2 separate regions of the Homo sapiens genome follow, and region 2 is linked to region 1. Evidence: chromatin contacts called from ENCODE Hi-C or POLR2A ChIA-PET data. All regions are on one chromosome and are shown on one strand. Each heading gives the region's core, a stretch centred on a gene start or an enhancer-like site at or near the end of the contact. The rest is flanking DNA. Distances are from core to core; before and after follow the strand shown. Region 1 holds the start of ITGB1 (integrin subunit beta 1). Region 2 overlaps NRP1 (neuropilin 1).

Region 1 (7,072 bases), core at 4,075-6,574:
TTCTATTGTAACTAATTGTATTCATGTCTGTGTCTCTCATCAGGCTAGTATTGGAGGGCAAGAACCCAGGCCTTCATTTTATATAGCCTTCACATATCCTTCTGATATATATGATATTATACATAACTCCTAATAGGTAACAAAGTGGCCAGGTACTATCTGTGAAATTAGATTGGATTCTTCCCATGCTGTCCTTGAATGTGACAACCATCTGTCATCCAACCTTCGCTCATACCATTCCAAGCTCAGGCCTCATCTCCTACACAACGTGTTCCAAAACCACACAAGCCAATGCTGAGATTTTTCTAACATTGTTAGGGAATATTACATGGTACAGTATTTTATGGTACAGTACATTGTATAAAACACTCTTTGGTATTTATGTTTTCCTGAACTGAACACAACTTGTTCCAATTAGACAACAGACTCAACATCAAAGAGCATGCCAACTTCTTGATTCATGTCCACTGAGTAAAGCATTTTTCAGGTAACTGGTACTCAATGTACTGATAGAATAAAATGTAATGTACAGCCAAGCTACATCCTGATGCAGAGCTGACAGGGACAGATGTTGCTGGTCAGCGCTGGCAGGTATCCTTAACAGAGTAAGTGGCACAGTGCCTACACTCTCTGGTGATACAAAAAAAAAAAAAGTTGCTCATGGAGAGAGAACTGCACTCTACTTACATCAGGCAGCAGCTATCCTCCAACTCCTCGAACGAGAGAATGAGAGAAACATGCAGGCTGCTTTATAGGGTAGATGTGGAAACCAACGCTCTGGAAGTACAGTACTCTGACAAAGGTCACACAGAAATTCAGTGGCAGACCCGGCACTGACACCCAGGTTTCCTGTCTCCCAATCGAGAAGCCTTTAGTACATCAAACTGCTTCTCTGATCAGGTATCTGAAAATAAATTACCACAAAGAAATGTGACCAATGAAGTCTTTCTGTCTTTAACTCAAACATGCCAATCACTGGAAAAACCCAGAAATACCTATGTCACTCACAAAAATGCCACTCAAAGGAATTAGAAGTTCAGAGAAGAAACTGGGGAAGGTAAATGCTTTTCTAGATTCCTCTTCCTCCACCCCCCCTTGACTATTAAAAGTGTTCCCAGGTCCTCCTTCAGCCCGTTTTTCACTCCACACCCTCCTTTGGTGTTTGCATGCACAGCCTATAGCTTCAACCAGCAATAGACTAAGAATTGTCAAATTGAAATCTCTCAGAGTTTTTTCTTTTTTTAAGCTCTCAATCTGTGTATTCAACTGCAATTTAGACATCTCCACCTATGTCCCATGGTCACCTTAAAAAAAAAAACTTGGCCTCATAAGGTCATCATTTCCCCTCTGCTCCAGCCAACCAGCACCCCCAGCTTGTGGTCACCCTCTCACCTCAGTGAACAGCACCTCCTAGCCAGAAACCAGTGTCACACTGGGTTTCTTTTATTTCTCTTATCAAGTCTTATCAGTTCTCCCTCCCAAATACAGTAGTTCTTGAACCCCACTCAAATCATCCTCCATATAGGGATCTGCAAAGCTTTCTGACCACTCACCTTTATCAGCAAAAAAATTCTAGGCATACCTGTACCCAAAATAAATGCAATTTATAAATTCAGATACATGTACTTCTACAGCAATATAGTAAGATTATCAATCATAATCAAAATTTTAAATTTTAAAGTGATGAGATCAACAAACATAATAGTAGACCTAAAATTTTCTCCCTATACTTCAGTGAGTCTTTTTATGCATCCCTGGAGATAGGAACCTGTGCTTTGAAATTATGTACAATGAGATTGGTCCTATAAGAAATACATACATATATGTGCTTGTGTGTATGTGTGTATATACATATGTATGTGTACTGGAGGCAGCTTTTCTCATGCACACACACGTTTCATGAGGTGATATGCACACGCTTAAGCATATTGCTAAATATAGTTAACTCTACCTTCTAAAGTCACAAACCAAACGGCAAGTTTAAAGTTAGCTGACCTCTAAAAACTCACAGCCACTTTTAAAACAATAACAAATGTACAAAGTATAGTTTGGATCCTTTTGTACACAGCTCCTGAAAGAGAGAAACTTTTTTTTTCACCTACCGACAGACATATTGGAAGGCTGCTAATATTCTGACTTTTACGGACTGTACCCCCTTTAAGCTGGGTACATACCATAATATCTTTTCAGTTTTCCACAGCTATAGATACCTCTAGCATAACACTTCAGGATTCAGAAGACGAATGTACCTTTCTGTATCTTAACGTCTCTACTCCATACCTCCCACCTCTGAAAAAATAACCAGCCAAACTCTCAGAACCTAAAACCAAGTCAGAGTAAACACTGCTAATACAATACAGGTACTTACATATTTACCCGGCATAATCTCCAGGATTCCACCCACAACCTAACAGATCCTAACTCTCTGGCAGAGTGAGAAAATCTGCTAATATCTAACAGAAGTCTAAATGAACCCTTTCAGATACATGCAGCTTGTTACATATTCAGAAAGTTAAGTTCTCTGAAACTTTTACCAGTTACAAGATGTTTCAGCTTATCACACTAGCAGCATAGTTAAGGGCAAACCAGAGCAGCTACAGAATATTAATGAATATGTTTTCAGACAGAACACTATACTACTCACCGCTGTAAGCCATAACTTACTTATCAAGAAGCCAAACAATAAAAGCATTACAATCAGTGGCAAGCACGCTTAGGAAAACTGGCACCATGTTAAGTTGTTTGACCACTTTTCATTATTATAATATGACCAGATGTCCCCAGTGTCACTCCCAGAGTTAGGAAGAACACCAATGTAGAGCTACATTTTCATTCGTGATGGTAATTCGGGGCTGATTTAAATTAAATTATACTGACCAGAAAGCTGCCTAATTGTTAAAATTACTAAATCCAGTGACTTTCAGAATTGCTGATTCCATGCTTCTCATGTGCAGAATGTTGAGGGTATTAAAAAATAACTTTAATATAGAACTTTACATTAAGAAAATCACAAACACTTAAAATTGTAGGTTTAGGTCTGAAGTCAACACAGACGAGTTAAACAATCTATTTGCTTCCTGTTTACAGAATTAAAGTATTAACCACATTCTTTGTCCTTTTAACTAGCATTCTAATAACATCTTCCACCTTCATACTCAATTTTGGGATAAGTAAAATGACTTTCTCCCCAAATGCCTGTAATGAAAATACCAATGTTTTTTATTTAACACTTCACCATCTTCAGTCACTTATATAATATTGATCAATGAGTCAACATTATTTAAAAATATGAGAATTATAGTGAGACTCTAAGTCCTAACCCCTCTGGGCCTTGATGTCCACAAATGAACAGGTAACTGCCAACTGAAGTTCCTTAATCATTTCTAAAATTGGTCTACTGTATAACCTATCGTAAAGGACGTATGTGGTTTAAGAAAGGTGTCTAATCTAAATTCCTCTAGCATGTTATTTTTGTAGCATTAAAACTACAATTAAAAAAAAAAAAATAAAAAAACCTAAGGGCCAGGTTCAGGGGCTCACGCCTGTAATCCCAGCACTTTGGGAGCTCGGTGAGAGAGGACAGCTTGAGCCCAGGAGTTTGAGGCCAGCCTGGGCAGCATAGTGAAATCCTGTCTCTACAAAAAATAAAAAAATTAGCCGGGCACGGTGGCAGGCGCCTGTAGTCCCAGCTACTCAAGAGGCTGAGGTGGAAAAGTAACTTAAGCCTCGGAGGTTGAGGCTGCAGTGAGCTGTGATGGCTCTTCTGCACTCCAGCCTGGGCAACAGAGACCCTGTCTCAAAACAAAACGAAATAACCTAGTAATTCTACCCACCTAAGTTAACCATGTGGCATGTTGGCCCAAAGAAACCTTACCAATGATGTTACCAATTATCTTCCGAGATATTTTTAACATCTTTTTACTATAAAAGAAGGGCTGAAAAGGAGTCAATACTCATTGAGCATCTACTCTCAAGCTAAGTTTTTTACATTTTGCATTTGATTTTCAGAACTATAGTTAGGAAGGTTACTTGTGGTTTAAACGCGGACTCTGGAACTAGACCCCATGCCTTCTCCAGGAGCTCCTGATGACCACAGGCAACTTACTTTTGCTCCCTGTGCCTCAGTTTCTTCACTCGGAAAATGGGAATCGAAACAGTACCAATCTCATTAGAGCGGTTCCAGAATTAAATAATACATGTAAAATGCCTAGAGCTAAACTTGGCCCTCACTGTCATTATTATAAAAATGAATTATTAATGTAGATATTACTGTTCCTATTTCACAGATGAGGAAACGGAAGCTTAGAGAATGCAACTTACTAATGATCATACCAATGAGTGCAAAGTTTTGGACTCAAAAGCACGAATTTGATTAAATAAAAGTTACTTAGAGAGTAGGAGTCTCATAAATCCAATTTATGAAGCCTAAGAAATGACACGCGGTAAAATGATACTAGACACAGGCCGGGCTCTCAGGCTCGCGGACCGGGTCTGAGCACAAGCTGGCCATGGCCATGCGTCCTGGTCCCGGGGTGCCCGGCAGGGACCGGCGACTCTTGACGTTTATAAACACGGGGAAGTGGACTGCACTGCCGCCACCGCACCCCCGGTCCCCAGCGGCTCCACTAAGCCAACTTCTACCCGGCTCCCGCCGCCCCCGCCCGCGGCGCTGGCCCCAGGGCCGCCTCCTGGCAGCCGGAGGAGACCAGTCCCCGTCGCGGGCGCCGACGGCTGGCTCGACGCTGCTCCAAGGACAGCAGCTCGCGAGGGAGCGAGAGACAAAGGCACCGGACCCGTCCAGGGGAGCGCCGAGTCCCAAACGCCGAGCCCCGGGTGGCCTCGCTGGCTCCCACCTGCGCTTGCCCAGCCCGGCGGGAGACCGCAGGTGTCAGGGGCCGTTCGGGCCCGGTCCCCCGCAGCTCCGGCAGCCCCGACGTGACAGCGCCCAGGCCGGCGACCCTCACGTTCGGAACGCGGCTGGGCTGGCTCTGCGCCCGGGGGCTGCCAGCGCCGGGGACCCGAGGCGGGTGGCGGCGTGCGGACTTCCTCCTGGACTAGCCTGGAATCCTGCCCCAGCCCCCAACCGCTGGCGGCCGCCCCCGCCCCCGCCCCCGCCCCCACCCCCACGCCCGGCACAAAGGTCCCGGCGCGGCCCGGCCGGCGGCTTTAAGTGCTGCCGCGCACAGGAGACCGGAGGCCGCGGCCCGCGCTCCCACACCCGAGGCCCGCCGGCCCCTACCTTTTCCGCGCGGCGTCCGGGGCCCGGCGCGGTGGGCTCGGGCCTGCTGTTCCGCGACTCCCGCTGGGCCTCTCCCGCGGGCTGGCGGGGCCTCCCGGGTGTCGGGCGCGGCGGGTGGCGGCGGCTCCTCCTCCTCAGGGGCGGGAGGAGGGGACTCGGCGGCCCAGAGCCGCCCCCCGGCAGGAAACCAGCCGCGGCCCCGCCTCCTCTGCGCGTCTGATCCCGCTCCCGAGGCCGCCGCCGCCCTCTCCCTCCGGAAACGCATTCCTCTCCCGCCGCGTCAGCCCGGCCCGGGGCTAGGAGGAGGCGGAGGATGGGGCAGGAAGTGCGACCGGGACAAAGGAACCGGCTGCGCGGGAGCGCGCCTGAGGGAGGCCGCGGGGGGCAGGGCCGGGACTGCGTTGAGACAGTCGCCGTGCCTCAGTTTCCTCCTCTGCGAAGGGCGGGAGGAGTCGGACGCGCCCTAGAGCCCCGCGCGTTCCTGGTGTAGCCTGCTGGGCCCGTGTTCTTTAAGTTCCTCTTCCTCGGAGCCGCGCGTTCGACCCTCGCTCCCGTTTGTCCACTGATGTCCCGTTTCGAGCCCGGGAGATCCTGCATCTCGGAAGCCCCCTGAGTCCCGAGGCAAATCGGGACCGTGAGCCCCCCTACCCTGCAGGGCTCCATGGGGCCAAAAACCACGTGGTCCTTCTGGAAGGGAACTGGCTAAGCCAGGACTGCTTTTCTGGAGTGATAATGTGCTTGCCTGTGTCTAAGAGAAAGGTGAAGAATTGGGAAACCCATGGGTGTCACGAAGGGTGGTGAGACTGGGGAACGTTTTAGAAAACCTGGTGAGTTGCGTCCTGCTTTTGATAGATTTATCTGGAGGTACCTTTATGGGGAACAGGGATGAGAAGGAAAAGTTTCTTCCTAAGGAGTACAGTTTCTGTTTCACCTCTTAAAAAAAAAAAATTTGGAGATTGGGGCTGGAAACAACGTTTGAAAGAGAAGGAAACATTCATTATGAGAATGGCTGAACGCATGTCGATTCGATGATTGAAGTCTGTACCAGCCAAAATCATACTGAAACCCAGTAATTTAGTATATGCTACTGGCAAGCTGCTATCCTGGTAGCAGAAAATGCTGTGGGTTCCGCTTGGTGAGCTGCAGCACCCTGTTGGGAAAAGAGCTCAAAAATTACCAGATTTATGAAATAGAAGTGTTTCTCTTGCAGGAGATTAGGGACTGGAATGCCCATTTGGCTGCTGCCAATCAATATAAGAGAAAATGAAGCGATCACATCTAAGAAAATTTGCTCATTACTTACCAGCAAAATCAAAACTTGATTAGCCAATCTGAAGACCTCTAGGAAATGAGCACTATTTTTCCCACTTAATGGATGTTCAAGCTTAAGAGGCTAAATGATGTTCCTATATTAATATCTCAATGGTCAAACTGCCATTAGAACTCAACATTCTTGAATTTTAAAGGTATCGGTTTTACCATTGTTCAGAATTCATCAGAATTGGCCCAGTCTCAGCACAGAAAACTGTATAGTTCAAAAGCATAATTGGTCCGTGCCTGATTTGCACTACAATTTCCAGAATTTTTTTCCCTGTACGTGACTGGTGGAGGCACTAGCTAGTCTTTGCTACAAGAACATTATGAGATTTACATATGCACAACTCTAAACTAAATTAGTTCCTCCAGGACAATTTACTGAGCTTTTTAACACCACCGTCAAGCACTGTTGCAAGGACAGATAATAGGGGCTCAGATAATATCTGATAAATGAATAAATGGGTCCTTTTGCTCTCCCAGGACTGGGCTAGAGCACTTGACTAAACTGATGTGTGA
Region 2 (7,072 bases), core at 1,964-4,463, 310 kb after region 1:
CAAGTGAAAGGCACCATAGTTTAAAACATGCGTAAATTGCAAGGCTGATAACTCTTATTGTTAATTGTTCCTCGATTCAACTCAGTGATTTTCTAGAGCCAGAAAATTACTACTTTGAAAAACCCTTGACACTAATAACAATGTGCCTTCTTTCTGAAAGTCTTCTAAATAAGTTGATTGATTGGACCTCTTCTTCAGATGTCAATTTAAATGAAAGTTCTAGAAAGGAAAGCTGCAAATTTGGGTTGTGAACAAATAAATCCATTGTAAAATGTTCCAACTATTGTTACAATATTATTATAATACTATTTTCCTAATTATCAGATTGAATACTTGGAAATCAATCAGAACTCTGGGCAAATCTCATTATTTAATAAAGGAGTTTTGATAAGATTATCATAACCCTGTTTATATGGTAAAAGAGCAAAGAAGATATTAAACTAATGTTAACTCACCCATTTATTCCAATGGCAATATAAGGCTTCTCTAAACCTGGTTTTTTTCTAATGCTGTTTACTACTGAGGAACATAGCTAAATTGAATCACACTAATAATAATGTCATTTCAAAGACTAAGGCAATCTCCTTTACATTTTACTTATTCTTTTTTTTAAAACAGATTCTTGCTCTGTTCCCCAGGCTGGAGTGCAGTGGCCATGATCTCGGCTCACTGCAACCTCTGCCTCCCAGGTTCAAGTGATTCTCCTGTCTCAGCCTCCTGAGTAGCTGAATTATAGGCCTGCACCACCATGCCCAGCTAATTTTTGTATTTTTCGTAGAGACAGGGTTTCACTCTGTTGGCCAGTCTGGTCTCGAACTCATGACCTCAGGTGATCCACCTGCCTTGGCCTCCCAAAGTGTTGGGATTACAGGTAGGAGCCACAGCACCCGGTCTACATTTTACTTATTCTTCATGTACAATGTATTTAAATATTCTTTTGAGAATAGTATCTGACTCTGTTTTACAGATAGTTATACATCTCCTAACTCCATGATGGTGAAGAACTTCCAAGCCATCCTCTCTGATCTGTGTAGTGTGTGTTCTCTAGAGAAATCTTAATATTAAACCAGACTAAACACAAGACAAGCAATGCAGCTGTTAACAAATTATTGGATATTATCCCCCTCTGTTCAGAATTTCACTGTGTATTTTTGCCATTTACCTTCTAATTCACAAGAGTGGAATGGAAAACTTTCATTTAGATGTCCATATGGCTATTTCCTCCACCTCCTTCAAATCTTCGCTCAAATGTCATTTTCTTTAATAAGGTCTAACCTCGGCCAGGCATGGAGGCTCATGCCTGTAATCTCAGCACTTTGGGAGGCTGAGGCAGGAGGATCTCTTGAGGTCAGGAGTTCGAGACCAGCCTGGCCAACATGGTGAAAACCCGTCTCTACCAAAAATGCAAAAATTAGCTGAGTGTGGTGGTGTGCACCTGTAATCCCAGCTACTCGGGAGGCTGAGGCAGAAGAATTGCTTGAACCTGGGAGGCGGAGGTTGCAGTGAGCCGAGATTGCTCCACTGAACTCCAGCCTGGGTGACAAGAGCAAAACTCTGTCTCAAAAAAAAAAAAAAAAAAAGTCTAACCTCACCACCCTATTTAAAATTTCAACCTATACCTCCCCACTCCCAACTTCTCATCCCTTGACTCTGCTGTACTTTTTCTTGCTTTCATTTGGGGAGATTTGTTTATAGCACTTCTCACCTTCTAACATTTCATGCACATAATTCATTTATTTGTAACGTGCATTGTTTATTGTTTCCTTCTACCTGGCAGAAGAGAAACTCCAAAGGGCAGCATCTTTCATTGTTTTGCTTACCCTGTGGCTAGGATGGTGCCTGGTACATGACAGATGCTCAGGAAATATTTTTTAGGTATATGAATGCATAGGTCAATGACTATAAATGATGTATTGAGGTGACTCAAATTCCCTAAGATGAAAAATCTGTAGAGAATGTACAGGGAACCTGTCTAAATTAGGAATGCCCAAACATTCTCGTTCCTTTTCCAAATTTTTGTTTTGTAGCATAACGGATGCATAGTTTAGCCTTAAAATTTTATTAAGTACTCAACCTCTCAGGTCCTTGGTCTCTGCATTTATAAAATGAGTGGTTTGATGTAATGGAATTACTAAGAGCCCATCCTCTTACAATCTGTGAATTAATGATGAGTAGCCAGGTCAGTGGATGAGCAAAATAGTTTAGAGAGAAAAACTATGTGTTTGTCTCAATTATATCACAAAAATAGCTAAAAGAACCTTTTGTAATCTTTCATGGCCTCAGCTTCTTATCTATAAAATGAAGGAATTGGACTAGATAATTACTAAGGTCTTCTTGAGCTCAAATATTTCATCACTGCTCTGAATATAGAGAGTTTTGCTTTGTTTTCCAGTGTCCTTTTGAGGTTTTTTTTAATGATTCATGTATCATGAGACTTGTAAAAGAATACTGGTGCCCTTCCTCCAGAACCTTCCCTTTTTGGGGTGCTTCCTGTCATTCTTACCATCAGGGAATCCATCCCAGATTTCTAGCCGGTCGTAGCGACAGAACATCCCCCCTGGAGGATTTGAGTCAGGCTCCAGGTCAAAGCTTTCAAATTCCAGGATAATCTCTGACATCTTTGGCACAAAGACAATATAAGTGCATTCAAGGCTGTTGGGATATTTTTCAGGGAATCCGGGGGACTTTATCACTCCACTAGGTGTTGTGTAGTTCTGGGAACATTCAGGACCTATGAGTAGAAGAGAAAAAGGAGTAAAGTGAAAATCCCACTTAAACAACTTCCCCAAGAAATAACCTGGGTAAAGACAGAACATCTTTCTAATAAAAGCCCGCCAGTATAACCACTGTTCTAATCATGTATTAGTCAGCCTTTTCATATTAGTAAAATGGGTATGGAAAGTCAAGTTCAGATTTATTGTGTTAACCTTAGCTTTCCATTTGTATGGAGCAATTTAAAGACTTCTGCTGTTGCAGGGAAAAATATGACAAATATAAAATCATGTGGGAACAATGAATGAGTAAGCTGCAGAAATCTCAACAGAGCCCTAGAGAAATAATTATGGCCCCTTCAAGCTTAAACCTTTAAATCTTGAGGCTGACAGCCCTTTATTGGTGAAATAGAACATTTATAAAGGCGAGGGAGAGAATTCAGTGGAGGCAGTTTGGGTTTCAGATTCCTACACCAGTGACTCAGTAACTCTGCCAGATGTGACCTATGCCTCTTTGACAAACGAAATGTGAAAGGTAATTCGTACATGTACCAAGGGTGAGTGACTCATTCTGAGTGGTGTTGACACAGGTGGGCCGGTAAAGTGTGGCTGTTAGTGAGGGCACGATAAACTGTGATTACAGGCCATGATGCCGGAAGTCACCTGATATCAATGCTGACATCCTAACCTTCCCCGAAGTATCAGACACAGTATAGTACGCCATTCTAAAATTGCATGTTAATAGATGTGTGTGTGTGTGTAATGCATATATTTATAATGTGTAATTTTAATGACTGTTCAGTACCACCAGGACTTTACAAATTATGGTGATTTGTCATTGAAATTGGTCAAGAGCATCCATGCATATAGTGCAGGTTGACCTTATGCCTGTATGAATGACTCCAATTTCAATTCATGGTAACCAGCATAGGGTGGTATTCACTACACAATTCAAAAACTGCCCTTCTTGGCCGGGTGTGCACAATGGCTCATGCCTGTAATGCCAGCACTTTGGGAGGCTGAGGTGGGCGGATCACCTGAGGTCAGGAGTTCGAGACCAGCCTGGCCAACATAGGGAAACCCCAGTCTCTACTAAAAATAGAAAAATTAGCTGGGCGTGGTCGTGGGCACCTGTAATCCCAGCTACCCAAGAGGCTGAGACAGGAGAATTGCTTGAACCCGGGAGGCAGAGGTTGCAGTGAGCCGAGATCACACCACTGCACTCCAGCCTGGGTGACAGAGCCAGCCAGACTCCGCCTCAAAAAACAAACAAACAAACAAACAAACAACAACCAAAAAAACCCAAAACTGCCTTCTCTACCAACATGAGCACATCAGCTCAGTCCCTGAATACCACCTGCTGCTATGATCTTCAAATAGCTACACTTAAGACACTTGTGAATCAGAGAAGTCTTTATCCTTTTGAATTTCAGGATCAAATCTGGGGGTGTTCAGTTCAACAACTCTTTTCCTGCATCATTTTCTCACAGTGGCTTGAAGGCAGACGTGATGGGGCCCCGGCAATGACATGCAAGGATTCAATTCTAAATAAGGTGCTTTGTTGAGATTGTTCTTAACTAAACATTCTCCCAAAGTGCCAGGCAACTAGAGGCGACTTATTAGACATCAATAGAGATTAAAGTTAACTAACTAGCAGGTCTCTAGTTTTAGTGATTCAGGTCAGGAGGCTGAATACCAACAGAGTGCATCTGGCAGCCTGTTGAGAAAACAAATCAATCCTTTCCTCCTCATGCACATATCGGCTATCCATGGATCCATGGCATTGCAGATGCAGAAGAATTCTTAGATGGGCCCAGTAAACCTGGTCTGCAGAGGTCTGACTTATTTGAAATACCTCTCAAACCTTCTTGGACGTGGCTCACCCTTCACCATGAGAGCTGCAAATGCTTATCTATTTGATTCTGGTTCAAAAGTTGGTAACGTGGCAATTCGCCAGGTCAGTTCCAGGTAGAGATTATGACATGTGCTGTATGGTTTATAATCTTAGTTTCTAAATTACTCTGGTGGCTTCTGAGATGACAGCGACTATGCTAATTTGAGTCATTTATCCACAAAGAAAAAATATATATATACATACATGATATTGGGGACCCTTTAGGATTTTATATCCACAGTGTAGAAACAGTTACCCTGGAGACCTCCAAACTCTTCCCTGGGGAAAAAACCGCTTTGGCTACATTCTTGTAAGCCATGGTTTATTAGTATCTGCATGAAACAGCAAGGTTTCATGCAGATACTAATATTTTCTCCTTCTTAAAAAGATAAAATGTTTCAGTTCAGATTAAGATTTATTGAGAAAAAAATGACAGGAATTAAGGTCATACTTTCAAAAGCAAGTGAATTTTGGTGCTTTCACTTTGCCCTTGTCATGCTATGGAAGTGATCCCAGGTTTTCTTGTGTATTTCGACAAAACATGGGGACATTCCATGGGGCGATGGACAAGAACTGGATGGAGCCCCAGGAGACCTGAATCCCAGTCCTGAGATTCACTCACCCGCTGTGTAAACTTGGGTGGCCTCTCAACATTTCTGGTTCTCAAATTCTGCGCATGACAAATGTGAGTTGGACTTTAGAATTTGAAAACTAAAATCTCTTCCAATTTAAAGATTCTGTAACTTCATATTTTGTCCACTATACACCAAAATTTGTTTTAATATTTTCCTTATTCACTGTTGTTTCAGTTTACCATAGTTGAAGAAGCACTTTCTCGCAAAAGGACAATGGCAGAAAAGGGGTTAAGAAAGTCCATGGTGAATACACGTGATAGTGTTTGGATCTGTGTCCCCACCAAATCTCATGTCGAATTGTAATCCCCAATGGTGGAGGTGGGGTCTGGTGGGAGGTGATTGAATCATGGGGGTGGATTTCTCATGAATAGTTTAGCACTATCCCCTCTTGGCCTTGTCCTTGCAATAGTAAGTGAGTTCTCATGAGAACTGGTTGTTTAAAAACGTGTACCATCCTGGCTAACACGGTGAAACCCCGTCTCTACTAAAAATACAAAAAATTAGCCGGGCATAGTGGCGGGCGCCTGTAGTCCCAGCTACTTGGGAGGCTGAGGCAGGAGAATGGCGTGAACCCGGGAGGCGGAGATTGCAGTGAGCCAAGATCGTGCCACTGCACTCCAGCCTGAGCAACAGAGTGAGACTCTGTCTCAAAACAAAACACAAAAAACAAAAAAACGTGTAGCACCTCCCCTCCCCTCTCTCTTGCTCCTGCTCCGGCCATTGTGACATGTGCTTCCCCTTTGCCTTCTGCCATGATTGTCAGTTTCCTGAGGCCTACCCAGAAGCTGAGCAGGTGTGAACATCAGCTTCCTATACAGCTTGCAGAACTGTGAGCCAATTAAACCTCTTTCCTTTATAAATTACCCAGTCTCAGGTATTTCTTTACAGCAGTTTGAGAACACAGGAGATGAGAATACAACACAGGAGATGAGCAGGAGTGAGGCCAACAGCCCTGGGTGCCTAGGAGTAAGTGGCACTCACACAGGCATTTGGAGTTAGTGAACATGAGCTCTCCTCTTTACTTGTAAGAACAGGAGTAACTTGTATAGCTATAAGGAATGCCACCATTTAGTTGCCAAGGACAATAAGGACAGAGAATAATAACAGTCAAGATACTCTCTTTGGAATTATTATTAAATGCACAAACTCTCAATCACATAACATATATCAAGTGACCAAGTCTGCCCTCAGTAAATGGCACCCACCCCCGTCCCCCGTCCCCCTTGCACTGAGACCCATAGGAAACAGCAGCAGCTTCTTCCAGCATCTGGGCCTGAAGACCAAGGGAAGGATGGGAACAGAGATCAGTGGGGAGGCTTGAGTTTCCTAGAGAAATCTCTTTAGGCGATTGGAAATAAATGTAGGGCTGGTGGCCCAAAGTTTCAGCATCTGGGAAGAGACATGTAGAAGGAAAAGAGGGGCTCTTAGGAGGAGAATTAGGGCGGTCCAACATGGCTCCAGGAAGGCAGGAAGAAGCGGGGCTGGCCTTGTTGACTGTCAGGCAAAGATGACCCTGGAGCAATGCAACCCGGGGACTCTGGAATGGCCTAAATGTCTCTTAGAACTGTGACCTCACACCGGAAACCTCAAGGCCATTCTGGTTGCATTAAACTATGATTAGTGTAATTTATGTGTTTTCAGGAAACTTGAAATTGCTGCATCCTGAAAGAAGTACTGTATCTTCAAAAGAATAATGATCCATGAATTCTATAATATCATTAAAGGGCTTTTGAGGGAAAAACATTCATGACCTGTGCTTTTGTGTGTGTGTGTATACATATATATATGTTTTCATAAATGAATTATATTAATGATTTTTATGCAGTTGATGC

What was found. A loop is a pair of places that touch in the nucleus more often than their neighbours do. ChIA-PET counts read pairs that join two places held with the same protein, here RNA polymerase II (POLR2A). Pooled maps may share reads with other maps.
Region 2: a loop to region 1 is called in a map of Caco-2, with 2.0 times the contacts of the local background. The contact joins the enhancer-like site here to the promoter of ITGB1 in region 1. A Hi-C loop is called at or near these places in 2 of 168 maps with a recorded cell type or tissue (Caco-2 and endothelial cell of umbilical vein) and 8 of 50 pooled maps. POLR2A ChIA-PET finds 5 or more read pairs at or near these places in 2 of 52 experiments (A549 and BJ).

Annotation. Positions count from the first base shown.
Region 1 is chr10:32,952,906-32,959,977 of GRCh38, forward strand. ITGB1 (integrin subunit beta 1) reads right to left here and starts at 5,325. Exons shown (of 16, transcript NM_002211.4): 1 at 5,240-5,325. RefSeq lists silencers at 4,023-4,184, 4,578-5,027, 5,098-5,677 and an enhancer at 5,848-5,897.
Region 2 is chr10:33,261,143-33,268,214 of GRCh38, forward strand. NRP1 (neuropilin 1) reads right to left here. Exons shown (of 17, transcript NM_003873.7): 4 at 2,504-2,731. Among named protein-coding and RNA genes, the nearest start is that of NRP1, 70 kb to the right of the region's middle. RefSeq lists an enhancer at 2,584-3,783. Within about 2 kb of position 3,214, at least 10 of the 41 ENCODE cell types and tissues checked have a DNase peak (open chromatin) inside an H3K27ac peak, as active enhancers do; they include endothelial cell of umbilical vein, where a contact is called at or near this core.